Regions from separate parts of the Mus musculus genome. Here region 2 is linked to region 1. A link is a loop called in an ENCODE intact Hi-C map of the cell type or tissue named here. Cell type or tissue: heart. All regions are shown on one strand. Links, peaks and the distances in the headings refer to the core of each region. The heading gives the core; the rest is flanking DNA. Region 1 holds the start of Top1mt (DNA topoisomerase 1, mitochondrial). Region 2 has its middle 8.4 kb from the start of Gpihbp1.

Region 1 (9,244 bases), core at 572-8,571:
GCTGCTGAGGTGTCTGTGGGTGAGGCGCCGTGCGTGCTGGGTGGAGTGGCTTCGAAGAACTCCCATGGGTGTCAAGGAAGCACTCTGAGCAACTACACCATTGGGACCATCTTTATATTAGAACAGTGGATTTGCAGGAGCTGAGAGTCAGGGGAATCCATTGCACCGGTACCTCTACTTTGTCAGATGTGTTCCATCATCAAAAACAGCAGCCAAGAGGCACGACAGGCTGGAATCTGCTCTATGGTCAGCTTCATAGCTGTGCTGACATTTGGCCAGATCTGCTCTGTTGCTTCTATGAGACCCCCTTTTCGTGGGAGGTGACGTGTGTGTGTGTGTGTGTGTGTGTGTGTGTGTGCGCGTGTGTGCATGCATGCACGCACACACACTCTGAGTCCCTGAAAGAAAGTGCTTTACAAGGCCTCGCTCCTGTGAGAGGCCCTCCTTTGTCAGCCTCCGCACAACCGACAGCTGATTGGGTGAAGGTCCTGTCAGCTCAGAACACTTTGGGGTGGTCAGATTCCAGCGGTGCCCATACCCCACAGCTGGGTCTGAAGGAAGGCTGGGAAATAAGTCTGCCCAGTGAGAGTGGCCACTGGGTCACAAACGCTACAAGGACTGAGTCTGGACTGAGCCCGTGGCAGAGGACAAAAAGGCAAGGCTGGAAATTCTGCTTGAGCCTGAGGCTTTTATTCTCTTCTATCGACTCTCAGACAAAATTTATGGTCACTGTGCTGGTGACAGGGACACAGAGGTAGAAGTTTGGTATAAAGCTGGCCTTCCCTGATGGGGAGGGCTGCTGGGCTCTCTGGGACAGGGAGAAGGACTTTCCTACCCCGGGAGCCCACCTTCAACACTGTAGGCTCTCACCCACCCAACAGGAGCACTGACGGCAGCAGGGTTCTTAGTCTCCTTAGTGAGTCTGAGGTTTGAGTTGGGTGGCCCATCTTTGCACACGGGTCCCGAGCGCCCAGCCAGGTCAGTGGCGGCCCCTCCAAGCCTTGACTGGGGGGTTTCTGTTTCTAAACTGCCTGGAGGACTCACCCCTGGAATCTCAGGGGTTGGGAGGTGGAAGTGGGGAGATCAGGAATTCAGGGTCATCTCCAGCTACCTAGAGAGTCTGTGGCCCACCTGTGCTGCGTGAGACTCGTTTAGAATTCTCTCTTCTGAGAGGGAACCTTCTGCAACGTACCCTCACCTCCCGCTGGAGCTCTTTCAGCTCTCTGCTGCTCCAGCCTTTAACATCTATTTTATGGTCTCCCAGAATCTTGGAAAGCAAATTTGAAGGCATGATCCAAAAACCCTGATCCCTAGTCTCTTCTGGTGCAGTGGGCGGTTCTTACTCTCTGCTCTGAACATGACCGGTCAGGGGCTCTGCTCTCAGACGTCTTGCAGGGAATCCCAGCAGCTGTGGAGCAAGCTTCCTCTTTGGCCTCTTCTGAGGTCTTCATGAAGGCTGATGGACCTCCGAGCTAAAGCCTCGGTCCCACAGGAATTGAGAAATGACCTTCTCATGAGATGAGTTCTCATGCACAGTGACAAACAGCAATTGTTCCTCTGCAAACCTGCCTCAAAGCAAGGCACACCGCCCCCCCCCCCTTCTGTGTCTCCAGCCTGGATAGTGTGACACGGTGGGTCAGTCAGCCCGCTGAGGAAAAACAGGCTGCTCCCAGAGTGACCTAAGCCTCTAAGACAAAGCTTTCTGTGCATAGCTACTACTCAGAAGTCGGGTGGAGCTAAAGAGATTCGGATTTTTCTAGAAGCCGTGCCAGTCATTGGGCTCTATGTGGAAAAGAGGCATGAGTGGAGCTTTGCCATCTCTCTGGTGACTGATCTTCTCAGACACTTCAAGTGTGAACTCCCTCCTCTCTTGTGTTCTAAAACCGTGTCGTGTGCTCTTGTATATTTTATGAAAGCCCTGAGTGGGTGCTAAACTTTACTACTCAAATTAATGCAAGACGTATCTGTGTTTTAATTTAAAACGGAGACAAACTCTCTGCCGAAGTGCCAGCCAGCGGTGTGGGAGTGCAGCCTGGGGCTCCCAGAGGTTCTGCTCTATGTGGGTGTGAGTGACACCTCACAGTGACAGCGTGTTTGTGTGTGTGTGTGTGTGTGTGTGTGTTTGAAAGGATCTGGCAGGGCCAGACAGTTCTCCATGGGTTGGGCTTGCTTCTGCTGGGGAGATCTGCACTCAGGCTCGTCTCCTTGGATTCTTGCATCCAGAGTCCCTCCTTCTGTAAAGCTTGCAGCTCTGCTTGTAAAGGTGGGTCTCAAGGATGGCCTGGCCAGTGACTAGAGGGTGCCACGTGTGTGCTGGGCTCAGTGGCTGGCGCCTGCCTGCAGACGCCACAGGTACCATCCACCTTGAGCCTTGTGTTGTCCCAGGCCATGACAGAGTTGCATCTGTGAAGGGGCAGGATAGCAAATTCAGTTCTCTTTAGCACGATGTTCCAGAACAACCTGGCTCAGTGTGTTAAAATGGGAATGGCTGACGTGTAAGAAAGAGACAGGTCCATTGCTGCACATGGAGGCAGTTCATCAGAGACTACTCGGTGGCAGGAGCACAGTCCTAAGCGGCGGTAACTCCAATGGATCCTCAGATTATAACCATTCCTTACAAGTTTATTTACCAATGCTGTGTGATTCTGTAAGAAATATCTAGTCCTAGATATTTAGAAGTGGCTGATGTATTGATTGTCTAAGATCAAGTGTAGAAGTACTTGATACATTTTTACAGTAGAAATAGAATCACACCGTGTAAATAGCTTTTTAAAATTATATTGTCATCTATTATGTATGCGTGTGCGTCATGGTATGCTTATGGAGGTCAGAGGTCAATTTTGCAGAATTGATTCTCTGCAACCTTTACTCGGGTTCTGGGATGAAACTCATGTTATCAGGATTTATCCACTGAGCCATCTTGTTGGCCCCTTTTGTAAATGACTCTTAGAAACTTGGAAAGCGCATGCTTTGGCACTTGGGCAATGGGATGGTCCAACCACCTCTGAGAACAGTGTGCTGTTTGTACTTGGTCAGGTGTTGGGGTTAGGGGGAAGGAGGAGGAGGGTCCCGTCACTGATACTCCTTGGCGTATGCTAGAAAACTTCAGCTGTCCATGACCCTGTGTGCCATGTGCGGCTAATTGATGTCTTCTTGTACATGTTACACACTGAGGTGGCTGATGTGTGTGACCTGAAAAGGCCAAGAGAGAAGAAAATGGCAGGTTAGGTGGGAACACAGAGTCGGGAGACTGGAGTCAGGGTGTGGTAAGTCTAAACTGGAGACTTTGGGCCCTTTGAGAGAGAAGAAAGGGAAGGCAGTGGTAGGTCGGGAGAAGACCACAGGAGGGGGGAAAGCGGTGTGTGTGGGATGAGGGGAGGCCCCCGGTGTGTGTGTGTGGGACTGGACCTGGACATAGAGCCTGCCCAGAGACATATGTGCTGTGAGAGTGATCTTGTTAGGTACTGCCAAGGCTGGTGCAGCATGCAGAACCAGGGAGGCAGTGCAGCAAAGAGTCTCAAAGAGATTACAATAAGCTGGGAGCTACAGGGGACGAGTCTCAAAGAGATTGGCCGGAATACAAGCCAGGCGATCTGGGGAACTTTGAGAGGAAGCAGAGAAAAAAAAAATCTGCATGGGGAGGGCCGGATAATAAGGAAACAGTGAGAGCCGTTGGCAAACCTCAGGGCCATGGTGGGGCAGTTTTCTGTGCTGTGGATGGTTGGGGAGGTGCGAGCTGAAATTCAGAGGAGCCTCGCTTGAAGTGGAGCTTCAATGGGTGTGCGTTCACATGCACACAATGTGTGTGTGTGTGTGTGTGTGTGTGTGTGCGCGCGCGCGCGCGCAAATGAAGACCAGAGGACAACCTCAGGTGTCAGTCAACCTACTGGAACTCACTAATTGGCTAGGCTGGCTGGCCATCAAGCCAGCCTGTCTCTGCCTGTCTCTGCCTCCCCAGAGCTGAGGTTACAAGAGTGTGCCACCTTGCTTTTCAACATAGGTGCTAGGGCTCAAACTCAGACCCTTATGCTGGTGCAGCAAGCACTCATTGGCTGTGCCATCTCTCCAGCTGCTGCAGTGGAGTTTTGAGCTGTGGGTTTCAGGGGCGCCAGGGAGAGAGGCGGTTGAAGTCTCTGAGTGTGTATGTGTCTGCCTCGCTCTTATCAGACTTTCTGGAGGAGGTGCTGGAGGAGGCTGAGATTCAGAGAAATTAAACTTGTCTAGTAAAGAGCAGATGGTGGACTCCCACAGGCAGACACAGGCCATTGTAGCCCATCAAGTTGAGGAAAGCGACGTGAAAACGCTTGTATGTTACTCGTAATGAGATGGTTGCATTGAGTTTGTATTGAAGTCAAATGCCCCTGCTTATCCTGAATTGTGGCTTCTACACAATGAAGCCCTCCCCACCCTCCAGCTCTCTGTTGGCGGCTACGACGTGTGAGTGGACACTGCTGTCACAGAACAGCCTTATGACGGACTTTGGGCTCAGGAGGTCTGACTGTCAGCTCCAGCATTCATCATCATCTACCTGAAATTCTTCCTCAAGCCTGGTCTCAGTTGCAAACAGGGCTCCTTTTACCTGCTATGAGGATATGAACGCTGTGAGGCCATGCTCCCCAACTGTCACAACTCCAGCTGGTCTTCAAGGGTACAAGGGTCCTGGACAGCCAGCTACAGACCTGGAATGCCCAAAGTCTTGCTGGTCTGTTGATCATACTCAGCAAACTTTTTGTAGTACTGGCCGTGTCCAGCAGGGGGCCCACTAGCCTCTCCCCGGCTCTGTTCCTGCCTCGGGCCGCTAGATGTCAGTAGGAATCCAGTGAGTTGGTAACCGTGGGCGGGACCTACAGGATAGGCTAGCTCTTTCTTGCTGGTCTCCGTCTCATTTTTTACCTTTCCTGTTCACCACTTTCTTGCAGGCCTGTGTGCTGTTTCAGTGGAAATACCAAGGCTGCCTGCTGCTGGCTCGGGGAGCAGCTGTCCGCGGATTAGGAGATTTTTGTTGCTTGGTACAAATGTCTTGAGATCTTGGTACACATGTCTTCAGATCTGAATGTGTTGAAGGGGGGAGCCTATGGCTTATGGCCCTGGTCTCTTGGCGGCGAGCCTAGGCAACAGCAGTTTTTGCAGGACTTCCAGTGCTGTTGGTCAGTCGCCTAGAGGAAGTTGCTTTGAGCAGGGCAGCTGGTGTCTGCAACTGCGTCCTCCTGGAGGTGTGGGTACTCGGTGTTTTGCCACTTAGATGGGTAGATAGGGCCCTCTGACCAAGTGTGTCTACTCATGACTTCCTCAGGTTGCCATGGCAGGTAGAAGCGCTGGGAGAGGGGCAATGCTCGGCCCTGGCTGGGGACGCCTTCCCAAGGTGGGCGGGCAGGGCGGGACTCCTGGACGTGTGGGGGCGGAGCTCTGTCAGAAGGGCGTGGCCTCGGAAAGCGGGCAGAGCCCACGCATGCACGCACACGCATGCTGCTGCTGTGGCTCAGAGCCCTGTGCCGGCGTTTCCAGCATGTCCCCTGCCGCGTCCCTTCCTGTCAGGTGTCCCGGGTCGCGAAGGCGAACAGAGCCGGGTAAGGCGGGTGGGACGGAGCTCAGGCGAGACAGGGCTCAGTGACTTGCCTAATCCTGCTCCTGTGCCGGGCCACACCGGACACATTGGGAAAAATCGGTCACCCATGTAATTGGGTCTGGGCCTCCAGGCTGCCGCGTTTGGTTTGGAGGAGGTCCCTTTGGAGTGTGGTTCCCAGATTCCCTGATTGGTCTCAGGCCCACTCCACGATTCTTACACTCTTTGTCACGTGGCCTTAGCTTTCAATACCTACCTTACGTCACCAGCCTGCCCCGAGGGACTTCCTAGGGGTTGGGATGGCTGTCCAGGCTGAGATTATATGTGAGATTCTGATTTTTCAACCTTTCCCTCGTGTACTGAGGTTCCCGGAAGCGCCCAGCTCTGGGTTGTGGGATTGTTGCTCACAGCACTTGGGGAGCGGGGATGTCCTGGTCTAATCGCCCGAGTGGTGGGTGGGTTCACAGCGAAGACAGCCCTTCCAGGGCCAGCCATTACAGCTGACCTGCTGACCTGCTTTTGATAGCTCAGCCCCGGACTGGGGCAGCTAAGCTCTTAGGCTCTAGAAATTCCAGGGGAAAGACAGGGCTGTCCTGACTCTCCAAATGGGGCTGAGTTGTGGCCTCTAGGAGAAGACACAGGGCTTCACAGCAGGACATCGGGGTAACTTCCTTGATACTCTTCTCCAGTGGGACAAAGGAATGTCACCCACGCCACGCCACGCCACAGTAGTTGTTTATAGCCCCAATCTCAGTGTCCTTGTCTGTGAAATGGGGATGGCCGTAGACTTCGCCTAGCAGTTTGGGTAATGAGCTTGCCGCTCAGTGTAGGTTCTGAGGTGCTTGTCCACATTTTATGACATCGAATTGGGCTGAATGTTGGAGGAAAGCTGCCTGAGTCGTGTCACGAAGCACTTCTGCATGCAGCCACCGAACTGTTCCCCACCTAGACCCACATGAGAAGCGGAATGGGATTTAAACCCCTATCTCTGGGAACCTTTGGCCACCACTTTTCTCTTTTTCCCTCCTGCATGGTTCATGGGACACCTCTCACCCCTCACACCCCTCAGGCATCCAAGTTCTGGCTACTTTGCAAGAGCTGCTCTGTTTATGAAGCCCGGCCCGCTCCTTACTTTCTGAGGGCACACCTGGAATTGTTTACTGGCTCAGGACATGGTCCCTTGTCCCCTGACCTCCCCACCTATGCTCACTTTCAGGCATTGTAGCTCCACCACACCTGGTCCCTTCTTTGCAGGAAGAGCGAGAAAGGCCCTTTAAAAAACTATTTGTCTCGGGGCAGCGGTGCTGCACGCCTTTAATCCCAGCACTGGGAGGCAGAGGCAGGCAGATTTCTGAGTTCAAGGCCAGCCTGGTCTACAGAGTGAGTTCCAGGACAGCCAGGGCTACACAGAGAAACCCTGTCTCGAAAATTAAAAAAAAAAAAAAGTCAAACCAGACATGATAGTTTATACTTATAATCCCAGCACTTTGGAGGCTGAGGCAAGAGTGCGTCAAGTTTGAGGTCAGTTTGGGCTACACAACAAACAAAAGTAACATGCTCTTTATTTTCCTGATCCTTTCTTTCCTCAAACCAGTAGGCCTCTTGCCTCTCACAGGATACAGAGTTGAGCCAACAAGGCCCACCAGGATGGCTGCCTGGAAGCCCAGCATGTGCCTGGAAAACCCTCACCCAGGTTGTAGGAAGGCTCATGTCTGAGTCTTCCTCCTCCCTTCCTGCCTGATGCGCCCCTGGGATTGCTCATGTGTCCGTTCTGATAGCCGAGTCCTTACTGCTAAGAAACCACCCATGCCCTGTCCAGCCCTCTCCCAGGATCTCAGTATCCCGATTACCTTGGTGTCTGCGTCCCAGGCCCTGGTGCAGTGCTGGCCTAGGACAGACTCAGATGAACAGGCCAGGAGAGTTCATGTAGTTAGGTTGTGGCCTCATGCTGGGCTGTGCCCTACTGGCTCCAGAGTGGGCCTAGCCTGGGAGAGGATGCCCTGTGTTGGGAGGATCGGGAGACAAACTGCGCGGACCTTGCAGAGAGCCAGCCAGGGTATGCTGTGTTGGTGCCGGCAGAGTTAGGTCACACCCAATGGCCGTCCCTTCTTCAAAAGTCCCTGAGGTGTCCTGCCTCTGTCCCTGCCCTTGCTTTCCTTACCTCTCTGCTTCCCTGTGCATTGTTAGAGTCATGTCTTCCATCTCCTTGTTCCTCACAGGCGGGGCTACCTATACCAGCCACTCTTAGTTACCAGGTGTGATGGCTACGCCTGGGAAGAGATTTCAGAGGGATGAAGCTAGAGATCCCTTGAGCCTCAGAAAAGGGCACTGTCCCCCCACCCCACCCCCGCTTCTACTCAGCTGGGGCCCCCGAGTTTGTACCCTGGCAGATGCGCACTGGAGAATGGCAGCCTGACAGCTTTTTGAGCCCCGCCCCCTTTCAGGCATTATCTTCCTCCTAGGTAATAGGCCAGAGGCCTGATGTGAGTGCCGTGCTCCACGTAGGTGCTCTCCTGTCTTTTCAGGTGGGAAGAAACGAGCAAGAGCAGTGTGAAGTGGAGGCAGCTGGAGCACAAGGGCCCGTACTTCACCCCAGCCTACGAGCCCCTTCCTGACGGAGTGCACTTCCTCTACGATGGTGAGGACCAGGGGGTGTGTACTCCCGTGATTGGGCTGCCTAGTGCTTTGGGCTGATTTCGTTCAGTACATGGTTTGTATGCTGAGAAGGCTTGCTGACCTTCCCAGCATGGGGTGCAAAGTCCTCTTCCCTGCCTGGGGTTCAGAAGTTCCTGACGGACTGGCGGATAGCAGGGGTCAACACTGGAGTGCCCCAGAAACTCTGTGTGTGTGTGTGTGTGTGTGTGTGTGTGTGTGTGTGTAGATGACCATTGGCAGGCTGCTACAAGGAAGGAGAGACACAGATTTGTGCTTCAGGGACACGAATTGTGTCCAGACTTGCCCAGGTTTGGGTGAGCTGCTTTGGTCTCCCAGGCTCTCCTCTGTACACTCCTGGCAAGAGGTGGTAGAGGAGATACAGTGTATGCGTGTGTGTCCTGGTCCTGTTTGTTGGTTGTTTTTGGTGTTTTGAGACAGGGTCTCGCTCCATAGTCCTGGCTGGCCTGAAACTCTTGATGCAGACCACACTGACCTTGAACTCATAGATATGTACCTGCCTCTGTCTCCAAGTGCTGGGATTAAAGGTATGGGCTACCAGACCTAGACCACTGTCTCCCTCCCTCCCTTCCTTTCCTTTTAAAATATTTTTAGTTTTTATTTTTTGAGACAGGGTCTGCCTACATAGCCCTGGCTGTCCTGGAACTCATTGTGTAGACCAGGTTGGTCTCGAACTCAGATAGATTTATTTGCCTTTGCCTTGCTATTGTGTACACACATGCTGGGCCCATACGTACCCATGATGTGACCTCTGGCGCATGTGCCATGGTGCACTGTGGAAGTCAGAGGACATCTTTGCAGAGTCAGTTTTCTTTTTTCCATTGTATTTTACGTGGGTTCCACGATCAGATCCAGGCTGTCATCTGGCAAACCCTTTACCCGCACACGCTTGTTCTGAAATTCCTGTCCTGGAACTCTTCAGACATTTGGTTGAGAGACATCTCTCAGGAGTAGCCTTGGTATCCACCTGGTGTTCTGTCTAGGCTCCTGTGCACTAAGTCACTGAGC
Region 2 (9,244 bases), core at 373-8,372, 91 kb after region 1:
GTAGGCAGGAGTCAGAGCTGCGGGATGTCTCACATGGACCCTGCCGGATAGATGTCATTATGAAATCTCAGATAAGGCTTTGGGCCACATTCTCACTAGAAGGAGTTAGGGGTTCCTATTGGGGTCCAGCACCTCCTGCCCAAGCCCCCTACTGTTGGCAACTCTGATCACCTTGGGGAGGGCAGACCTTGCTGAACTAGGGAAAAATAATCACCTTGGTGGCTTATCCCTGTTTCTCCTTTGGGATCCTCTGTGAGAAGTGAGAGAGAAGGCAAGACCTGCTCAAGCCTCAACTGGAGACTTGGGCAAAGCTGGATGAGTCCTGAGATCATGAAGGTCATCTCACAGAGAGCTCAGAGTGGGTCAGGGGTGACCGGCACCTTGCAGACTTGGGCTTCCAAGGGGCTGAAGTGGGTTGTAAGGACATCATGCAGGACCTCCAGACTAGGGCCCAGAATAAGGCAGAGATATGCAACTTGGCCCCGATGTCCCCAGCTTGGACAGAGAACCCTGTGTTGCACGAACCCCCTCTCCCCCGCCCCCACCAGCTGTCTCAGCTTCACCTGGGGCTCTAAGGGCCCAGAAATCTACCTTTCAGACCCTGCTATATACTGAGGCCCAAATTCCTAAAGTACAACTGTCTTAGGGTTTCTATTCCTGCACGAAACATCAGGACCAAGAAGCAAGTTGGGGAGGGAAGGGTTTATTCAGCTTACACTTTCCACATTGCTGTTCATCACCAAAGGAAGTCAGGACTGGAACTCAAGCAGGTCAGGAAGCAGGAGCTGATGCAGAGGCCATGGAGGGATGTTAATTACTGGCTTGCTTCCTCTGGCTTGCTCAGCTTGCTTTCTTATAGAATCCAAGACTACCAGCCCAGGGATGGCCTCGCCCACAGTGGGCCCTCCCACCCTTGATCACTAATTGAGAAAATGCCTTACAGCTGGATCTCATGGAGGCATTTCCTCAAGGGAGGATCCTTTCTCTGTGATAACTTCAGCTTGTTGACACACAAAACCAGCCAGTACAACATCTTAGGAGGAGAAACAAAGAGACAGGCTGTCTGAAGATGACCTTGGGGTATGGGCTAGGAGGTGGGCCCCAGCTCTTGCCCCATCTCTTCCCCAGAGCAGCAGTGGTCACTATAGCTTCCCATCCTTCCTCACATCCCGGGAGTCCAACTAGACCATGCTGGCCTTTTCTCTGCACAACAATAAGTTATCTTGACCAGGACCCATCCCTGTCTGGCAGCAGCCTCAGCTTCTGGCCTGGTGGGCTCTGCATGCTGCTGCAAGCCATGTTCTTTTAAGCGAAATGTTCTTGAAGAATGATTATTCCTTTCAACAGGATGTACCTACCTCTAAAAGGAAAACCCTTGGGTAAGTTAAATTTAGCAGCTACAGGCACACACAATGATTTAAAACTGGACGGCCCTTACAATGGAAGTGGGCCCTGGGCTTGACTTACTAGGCCTGGGGCGGTGTCCCTGGCATGATGCACTAAGGCCCAGCTGCCTGCCTGTTTGGAAAAGCCTGCTCTTGAGTTTGGCTTCAGTTGGTGTACTGGCTGGTTTTGTGTGTCAACTTGACACAAGCTGGAGTTATCACAGAGAAAGGAGCCTTTCTTGAGGAAATGCCTCCATGAGATCCAGCTGTAAACTATTTTTTCAATTAGTGATCAAAAAGGGGGAGGGCCCATTGTGGGTGAGGCCATCCCTGAGCTGGTAGTTCTGGGTTCTATAAGAAAGCAAGCTGAGCAAGCTAGGGGAAGAAAGCCAGTAAGTAACATCCCTCCATGGCCTCTGCATCAGCTCCTGCTTCCTGACCTGCTTGAGTTCCAGTCCTGACTTCCTTTGGTGATGAACAGCAATGTGGAAAGTGTAAGCTGAATAAACCCTTTCCTCCACAACTTGCTTCTTGGTTATGATGTTTTGTGCAGGAATAGAAACCCTGACTAAGACAGTTGGACTCTGAGTCAGTGCAACTCAAGGGCTCCAGTGTTGGGGACATCTTAAAGCCACATTCAGTTTGATTCAACTTCACAGCTGGGGAACAGGCTCAACAAGATGCCCAATCCAGGTGCTCTTCAGGGGTAATTACACGTTGGGGACGGTGCCTCCAGCAAGAGCTGTCCTTCCTGACTTTACTCTGCTGCCCAGGGAATAAGCTTGAGAGGTGGTATTTGAGGGCAATGTTACATTATAGAAGGGTTGAGTTGTCTTAGATAGGGTTCCCATTGCTGTAAGGAGACAACATGACCAAAGCAACTCTTATAAAGGACAACATTTAATTGGGACTGGCTTACAGGTTCTGAGGTTCAGTCCATTATCATCATGGTGGGAAGCATGGTAGCATCCAGGCAGGCATCATGGTGCTGGGAGAAGCTGAGAGTTCTACATCTTGTTCCAAAGGCAAATGGGAGAAGACTGGCTCCCATGTGCCTAGGAGGAGGGTCTCAAGCCCACCTGTGACACAAGGGGTCAACAAAGTGCTTCAACAAAGCCATACCTACTCCAAGAAGGTCACACCTTTTAATAGTGCCACTCCTTAGGCCAAGCATACTCAAACCACCACAGACCCTGTCTTAGGTAGGGTTTCTATTGCTGGGCTGAAATCATGACCATAAAACAAATTGGGAAGGAAAAGGGTTTATTCAGCTTACACTTCCACAGCATTGTTCATCACTGAAGGAAGACAGGACAGGAACTCAAGCAGGGCAGGAACCTAGAGGCAGGAGCTGATGCAGAAGCCATGGAGGGTGCTGCTTAATGGCCTGCTTCCTCTGCCTTGCTCAGCCTGCTTTTTTTTTTTTTTAAATAGAACCCAGGACTATCCAAAAGATGGAAATACCCATAATGGACTGGGCCCTCCCCCATTACTCACTAATTAAGAAAATGACTTCCAGGGTTGCCTATAATCTGATCTCATGGGGGCATCTTCTCAATTGAGGTTTTTCCTTTCAGATAACTCCAGTCTGTGTGTCAATCTGACATAGACTAGCCAGCACAGGACCATAGCAATCTGGTACAATAAGCAGGGTGAGGAGGATTGGACACTGGAGAGGTTACAGGTCAGAGCACTGGTGCCCCCTGCAGTGGTGGCTCCTAGATTCTGGGTTTCCATTGTTGCTTGGGCATCTACAGACCTTTCAGAACCTTCAAGTGGGTCAGTTGAGCAGGGCCACGGGAAACTGTCACGGACCTTCAGTCTCAAGTGAGATACAGAGCTGACAGGAGCAGGCTGATGTGACTTACTTCCTGATACAGAGAGCTCTGTTTCCAGATGCCTACTTGTATGTCCCAGTAACATCACAGCAAACAGGGCTGAGTTCGAGTTGAAATTCCCCCTCCCTCCCTCCCTCCCCCTCCCTCCCTCCCTCCTTCACTCTGTTTTTTTTTTTTTTTTTTTTTTTTTTTTGAGAAGCGGGGGAGGGCTGTGTCTCTACATAGGCCTAACTTTCTTGGAATTCACTATGTAGACTAGGCTGGCCTTGAACTCATAGAGACCCACCTGCCTCTGCCTCCTGAGTGCTGGGATTAAATTAAAGGTATGCGCCACCATACCTCACCCACCTTGAGTTCCTTAGTTGCCAGGTAATGTAGTGAGTTTTAGGGAAGTAACCCAGAGAGCCTGTGCCTCTGGCCATGGTGCTGACTGTCGAGCCCTTGGGGATGCAAGCTGGTTGGGGTCATGTCCTCTCTATCCTTAACCTGGAGGACCAAAGGACTTGTGAGGGATCCTGGAAATTTTGGGTGTATTTATTCACCCCAAGATTATGGCACATAGCTAAAGGAGCTAGAGAGCAGAAATTCACCCCAAGATTATGGCACATAGCTAAAGGAGCTAGAGAGCAGAATTAGGCCACTACTCTGTCACCCCCCTCCACCCCTCCACCCCTATCCGTTTCACCTACACACGAACACTGTGGGCAATCAAAAAAAAAAAAAAAAAAAAAAAAAAAAAAAAAAAAGCCAAGCAGTGAGAACCTGGAGTCTCTCCCAAACTCCCCAAGAGATGTAGGCATCTTTTTGTGCACACTGCTTGATTTCTTTGACAGATGGCAACAGGCTCCAAGCAAGGCTGCTAACAGCATGCATAGCCAGGTTTGTTATGTGATTTTTTTTTTCTTGGAAAGATATGAAGAAATATCATCTTAGCTAGAGCACTGCTAACAAACCCCAGAAATGATTCCACCGGAGTGAGTCAGTGGGATTAGGGGAGTTATGTACAGGAGCATAAGTAACGCAGAGGCAGGTGTGTCTCCCTAAGACCCACTCATGAAAGCCCTTTCTTTCTTTCTTTAAAAAAATTTTATTTTACATATATAAGTACACTGTAACTGTCTTCAGACACACCAGAAGAGGGCACCAGATCCCATTACAGAGGACTGTGAACCACCATGATGCTGGGAATTGAACTCAGGACCTCTGGAAGAGCAGTCAATTCTCCTAACCGCTGAGCCATTTCTCCAGGCTCAAAGCTATATCCTTTGAGCTCTCAGTCTGACCAGCAGACAGCTCGGCTGGTTGGAGACTCTCCTTTTCCCAGCAACTGTTCATGTTTTATATACTTAGGTGTGTGTGTGTGTGTGTGTGTGTGTGTGTGTGTGTTTCTGGTGACTTTCAAGAGGATCCAGAGACTTGTATGTTTTGTTTCTTTCTTGTGTCCTTCCTGCCAAATCCATGAATTGGTCTGCTAGAGGGGAAGTGGTTGGGCCTTGCCCCTAACTGCAGACCTTGGTCAGGTGTTCCCTATGTCAGCAGTTCCTTATCAGTTGAATCTTTCAGGCTCTCAACTGCTTGTGACCACTGTCAAATTTAGGTTTCCATCAATGAAGCAGATCTTTACTGTCCAGCCAGCAGCTGCAGCTGCAGCTGCCCTTTGGAACACAGAACCTCTGCTGCGAGACTCCAAAGCAGCAAGCACACCCTGCTCAACCTCAGACGGAGCCTTTTCTACTTCCAAATGTAGTCACTGGTGTTTTGCTAATGTAAAATTACATCTTGAGAATCTTTCCTGCATACCTTCACTTCCAGGTTGATATGCTATGATCTGGCTGGAGTCCAAAGTTAGTTGGAGGCATGTAGTGGTAGGGAAGGGGTATTCCTGGATGTTTCTGACCATTTCTATCTGGGAGGAGAATCTTCTGGTGAGGATCCTGGGCAAGGAGGAAGACTGAGCACTTAGAAAACTGCCCTGCCACCTGCTGGCCTGCTGGGACTTGGCCTATTTGCTAACACTCCCTGAGGGTGGAAGGCTTGCTACAGACCTAAACCCTTGCATGAGGACTCAGCTAGGACTCTGGTGCCCAGGCATAGCCATATAGCAAAACCAAGATCCTTTAGGTAGATTGGGGAAAGTTATGGGCCATCCTCTCTCTGTTTAGTGTCTTGCTCTAACCCCAAAGACGGTGCCTTCCGGGGCACTTAATGCTAGGTGACCCGAGAGACCTTTTATAGGATTCTTCTTTAGTTCCATGTGAGATGTGGGTTGTCAGAGGCTCTTCTGTCTCTGCTGGCTGTGTTTTGTCTGTTGTTAGCTCAGCCAGTCCAAATCACCAGCCTGGCAACCCTCCATTCCCCATCACGGTGCCTTGTCTGCCTGCCAGGCTCCTAGCTACCCACAGCGGGGATGGTCCTCAGCTTATCAGAGTAGAAATGGAATTTACTGGAAGGCCAGCGAGCAGCTGTGGCTTCTCTAGGGAAGGCAGGATGATGGGCAGCCAGGAATGATCCTCACTGAATCAGGCGCTGTGCCTGAATGCTCAGCTGGAGTCCGCTGCCACCCTGCTCTCTGCCATGGCTGCTGCTTTCAATTCTGCAGCACAGGTGTGCTGACACTCCTAGCAAGGAAGGCTGCAACTATGGGTCATGGAGCCCCTTCTCCTCTGGCATGGGTGATGAGCCTGTGGTGGGCACCCACCCACAACATATTACTCTTCTGGGTTGTTGTGTGTGTCATGGATTGGGTAGCCTAAGTGACTGGTGCTTTATTCTGAATTCCGGAGTTGGGAGCCTAAGATAAAGGTGTTAGCCAGGTTGCTTCCTCTCTCCTTGTATGTAGAAGTGATTTTTTTTCCTATGTCTTCACCACGTCCTACTCCCATGTGTGTCTGCTTGTGTGTCTGTCCATTTGTTCTGATCTCTTCTTATTGGATTAAGACCTAAACCGTATCTTTAAAGTTCTGTTTCACTGAGGCTTGGGGATCAGGACTTCAGGATACGACTTTCAGAACATGATTCTATGACTGCCTCCGTTTGACAGTCACAGTGAAAACAGAGGTTAGGATTGGATGCAGAGTTAGGGCTAAGATGGCGATGTTGAGAATGGAGAAGCTGGCAGCTGAGTGTGAGATAGAGAACTAAGCTGACATAATAGGAACCATGGAGCTCTGGCCAGTGTTGCTGGCTCTACAGAAGCTCTGTCCCTCGAGGAGTAATTGAGATGCACCCCTGGATTCTAAAGTAGCTGACTGTAACACACTAAACTGTGAGTAAGGTTGCCTTCTAAAATGCTGCAGCCTATTTCAGGAAGGACACCATCCCTGAGCACCCTGTAGACAAGGGGTTGGCTATGGGTGATCAAAGGATTGTAGCTACATATTGGTGGTGGTAGGTGTGCTGCATGCAGTTAGCTCCATGGTAAAGCCACAAGTTGGTCATGTAAACATGGGGACAAGGCTTAGTTTAATGACATTAGCAAACTCTTGGCTGGGCACATGCCTAGCACTTGAGAGGTAGAAGCAGGCAGATCTCTGTGAGTTAGAGGCCAGCCTGGTCTACAGAGGACTAACCAGCAATACCTGAAAGGGGTGCACATTAGCAACAATTGCCCAGACTAATGGTATCAGACAGATAAGGCCACTAGTTAACAAGGCAAGTTAAAGATGAACAGGGGTCTTCATAATGTGGCTTCTCTCCTGAGTGTCGTCTACGTAGTTGGGCCAGGAGTACAGGTGTGGAGCTTTCTCTTGTTCAGAGAATTTCCAGTCTTAATAAACTCTCCCCAGCGTTTGTCCAGTGACAGGCACAGACCTATACAAAGCCCCAGACAAGCAGCTCTGCGAGTTTCCTCTTCTCTTGGGCCCCTCTGGAGCTTTGCTTGCTTTTCAGAGCATATTAGAAAAGAAGGCTGACATTTGTTAGCTGTGCATTTGGCTTGGGAAATTAAAGAGCAATGTCATCCAAGGCAGGAGAAAAGACAGAGATGAAGACAGCTGCAGAATTTAACCAAGTGGGAGGCAGCTGTGCGTGTGGAGAGCTGGAGCCTGGTTTCTTGTAGTAGGCAGGGCCCCTGTTGGAGATCTAGGAGCTCAAGACTTGGGAGAGGCTCGACATGTTGATCAGCTGAACACCAGGAACCTGGCATCTTCCCATTTCTCTGCTCTACATCTGGTCATGTTAGCTCCATCTGGAATAGGGTTTGTGTGTGTGTATGTGTGTGTGTTGGAGGGGGCTCTGCCAAGGATAGATATACTTCTTTGTGTATATTCTGGGGGAGGGGCACACACTTCCCAAAGATTCCAGAGGACCTATGTGAGGGCTTCTCATACTTCAGTGGGTCAATAGAATCAGGAACCCACTGAACCCCCAGCTGAGGCCAGAGAGGGACCTGGTCATGATCCCAGATAGAGCTCTCCCTTTGCCAGGGCAGGGGGCTCCACAGGTCACCACCAATAAGATCACACGAGTTTGCTAGTCACTAGATATGGTTACTACTGCTCAATGATTAAGCCTAGATTTCAACCAGCTCCTTTTGTACTAGGTGGCAAACTTAGCCTTGGGAAATTGCCAGGGTTCTTGTTCATCTCTGGGAGGCTAAGGTGGCACGAAGCATCAAGAGGCTTTTCAAGCTCTGAGTAGGTACTGATGCAACAGCCCAAGTTCCAGGGGATTCCAGCCACCAGATCCTCTCTTGGCCTGGGGGAAAGGCTGCAGGTGAGGTGGGTGTCATGATGCTGGAGCTGGTGCTGTTGCCTGAGTAGTACAAGGAACCTGCAGTCGCTGGGGAGTGGATAGACTTGGCACTTCCAGCACAGCCAAGTGCAACTCCCTCACCTGCCACTCCCCAGTAAAGATTTAGGATCCAGCATCTTTCCTGGAGCTTAGGCGAAGGAGCCCTGCTCTGAATCTGTGCTTCCAAGATAGGGACAGGGACCCTTAGCCTTGGGGTCCACTTTCTCAGACTGTGCTGGAGAGTGGAGACCTGGGTAGTTTCTCTCTCCCTTGGTGCAGGGAATAGGTCTTGTTCTGGTAGAAAAATGAGACTGCTCTTTTACAGATACAAAGAGATAAGGTGGGCATGGTCCACGCTGCGGCTGGGGGCAGAAGGGTGTTTTCCTTCAGTATGTTGATCTGGTACCATTGTTTGGGACAATTGGAAGCTTCCTAAGGCTTGAAGGTAGCCTAAGCTTTGCTTTCTGAGTCTAGATCCTTTAGGGACAGCCCACATGTGCTGTTCAGGAGTACTTTAGGCTTGGGTCTGCCTGGGTGTCAGCTCAGTAGGAGTACCTGCTGTTCCCTGGAGAGTCCTTGATACCCTCCTCTACTGGCCAAGTCCCAGCCTAAGGAGACACAGGGTCTCAGAGTGTGTGGCCAATGAGGGATAGGGTCCTGCCGGACCCCGATTTAGCTACACGAAAGCCTGCATAGACCCTTTAACACCAGCTAGGGTTCTCCTAGAGCACCCCTGTCTGTCCAGCATCCCGCACCTTCTTGTTGGAGGCATCTTGATGCCCAGGATGGCACTTCAGCTGGTGGCATTATGTCTAGGTAATTTCTCTTGGACACTGAATGTAGAGTTCAGGCTGAGCCTTGTCCTGAGCTACTCCATACGGTGTAAACAGTGGTTTTTATTAGGCTGTGCCTTCCCCTGAGAGATCAACTCTGACCACCCCAAAGCTTGACTTCAGGGCCTCCAGCATGGTCTGTTATCCAGTCCCTGCAGAGCTTCCCTCTGCATCTAGTCTCTACTCGAATTCTGCCCACCCCCCACTAGCCTTCAGTTGGGCCTCTTTAGAACCCGCTGAACTCTTTTACAGCCTCATGAATCCTTTCCGACCATCTTGTAACTGACATTCATACATGTACAGAGAGGTATATTCATTGCATGATGTATAACGTGTGGCCTGAGAATTATAGTTAGTAATTTCAATGGGGCCAAAAGAACCTGTGTTAGTGTCAAGACTACTTGGTAAGTTGAAGCCAACAAAACATGACTCAGCAGAAGACCTGGGTTTGGTTCCC

Evidence for each region. A loop is a pair of places that touch in the nucleus more often than their neighbours do. Peaks named below come from ENCODE experiments on the same cell type or tissue, not always from the same donor. Only the 100,000 strongest peaks of a DNase experiment are listed, where the experiment ranks them.
Region 2: a loop joins it to region 1, with 6 times the contacts of the local background. A loop is called at or near these places in 9 of 42 quality-filtered maps.

Annotation. Positions count from the first base shown.
Region 1 is chr15:75,674,976-75,684,219 of GRCm38, reverse strand. It overlaps Top1mt (DNA topoisomerase 1, mitochondrial), which reads left to right and starts at 5,420. Exons shown (of 14, transcript NM_028404.3): 1 at 5,420-5,567; 2 at 8,089-8,201. The coding sequence starts at 5,464. In heart, for the core only: no CTCF peak of the experiment used is centred there; DNase peaks (open chromatin) are centred at 4,809, 5,479 and 5,679; H3K4me3 peaks cover 1,746 bases; H3K27ac peaks cover 1,477 bases; H3K27me3 peaks cover 540 bases.
Region 2 is chr15:75,583,565-75,592,808 of GRCm38, reverse strand. No RefSeq gene overlaps it. Among named protein-coding and RNA genes, the nearest start is that of Gpihbp1, 8.4 kb to the left of the region's middle. In heart, for the core only: a CTCF peak has its summit at 5,206 (motif pointing left); DNase peaks (open chromatin) are centred at 858 and 5,182; H3K27ac peaks cover 166 bases; H3K27me3 peaks cover 816 bases.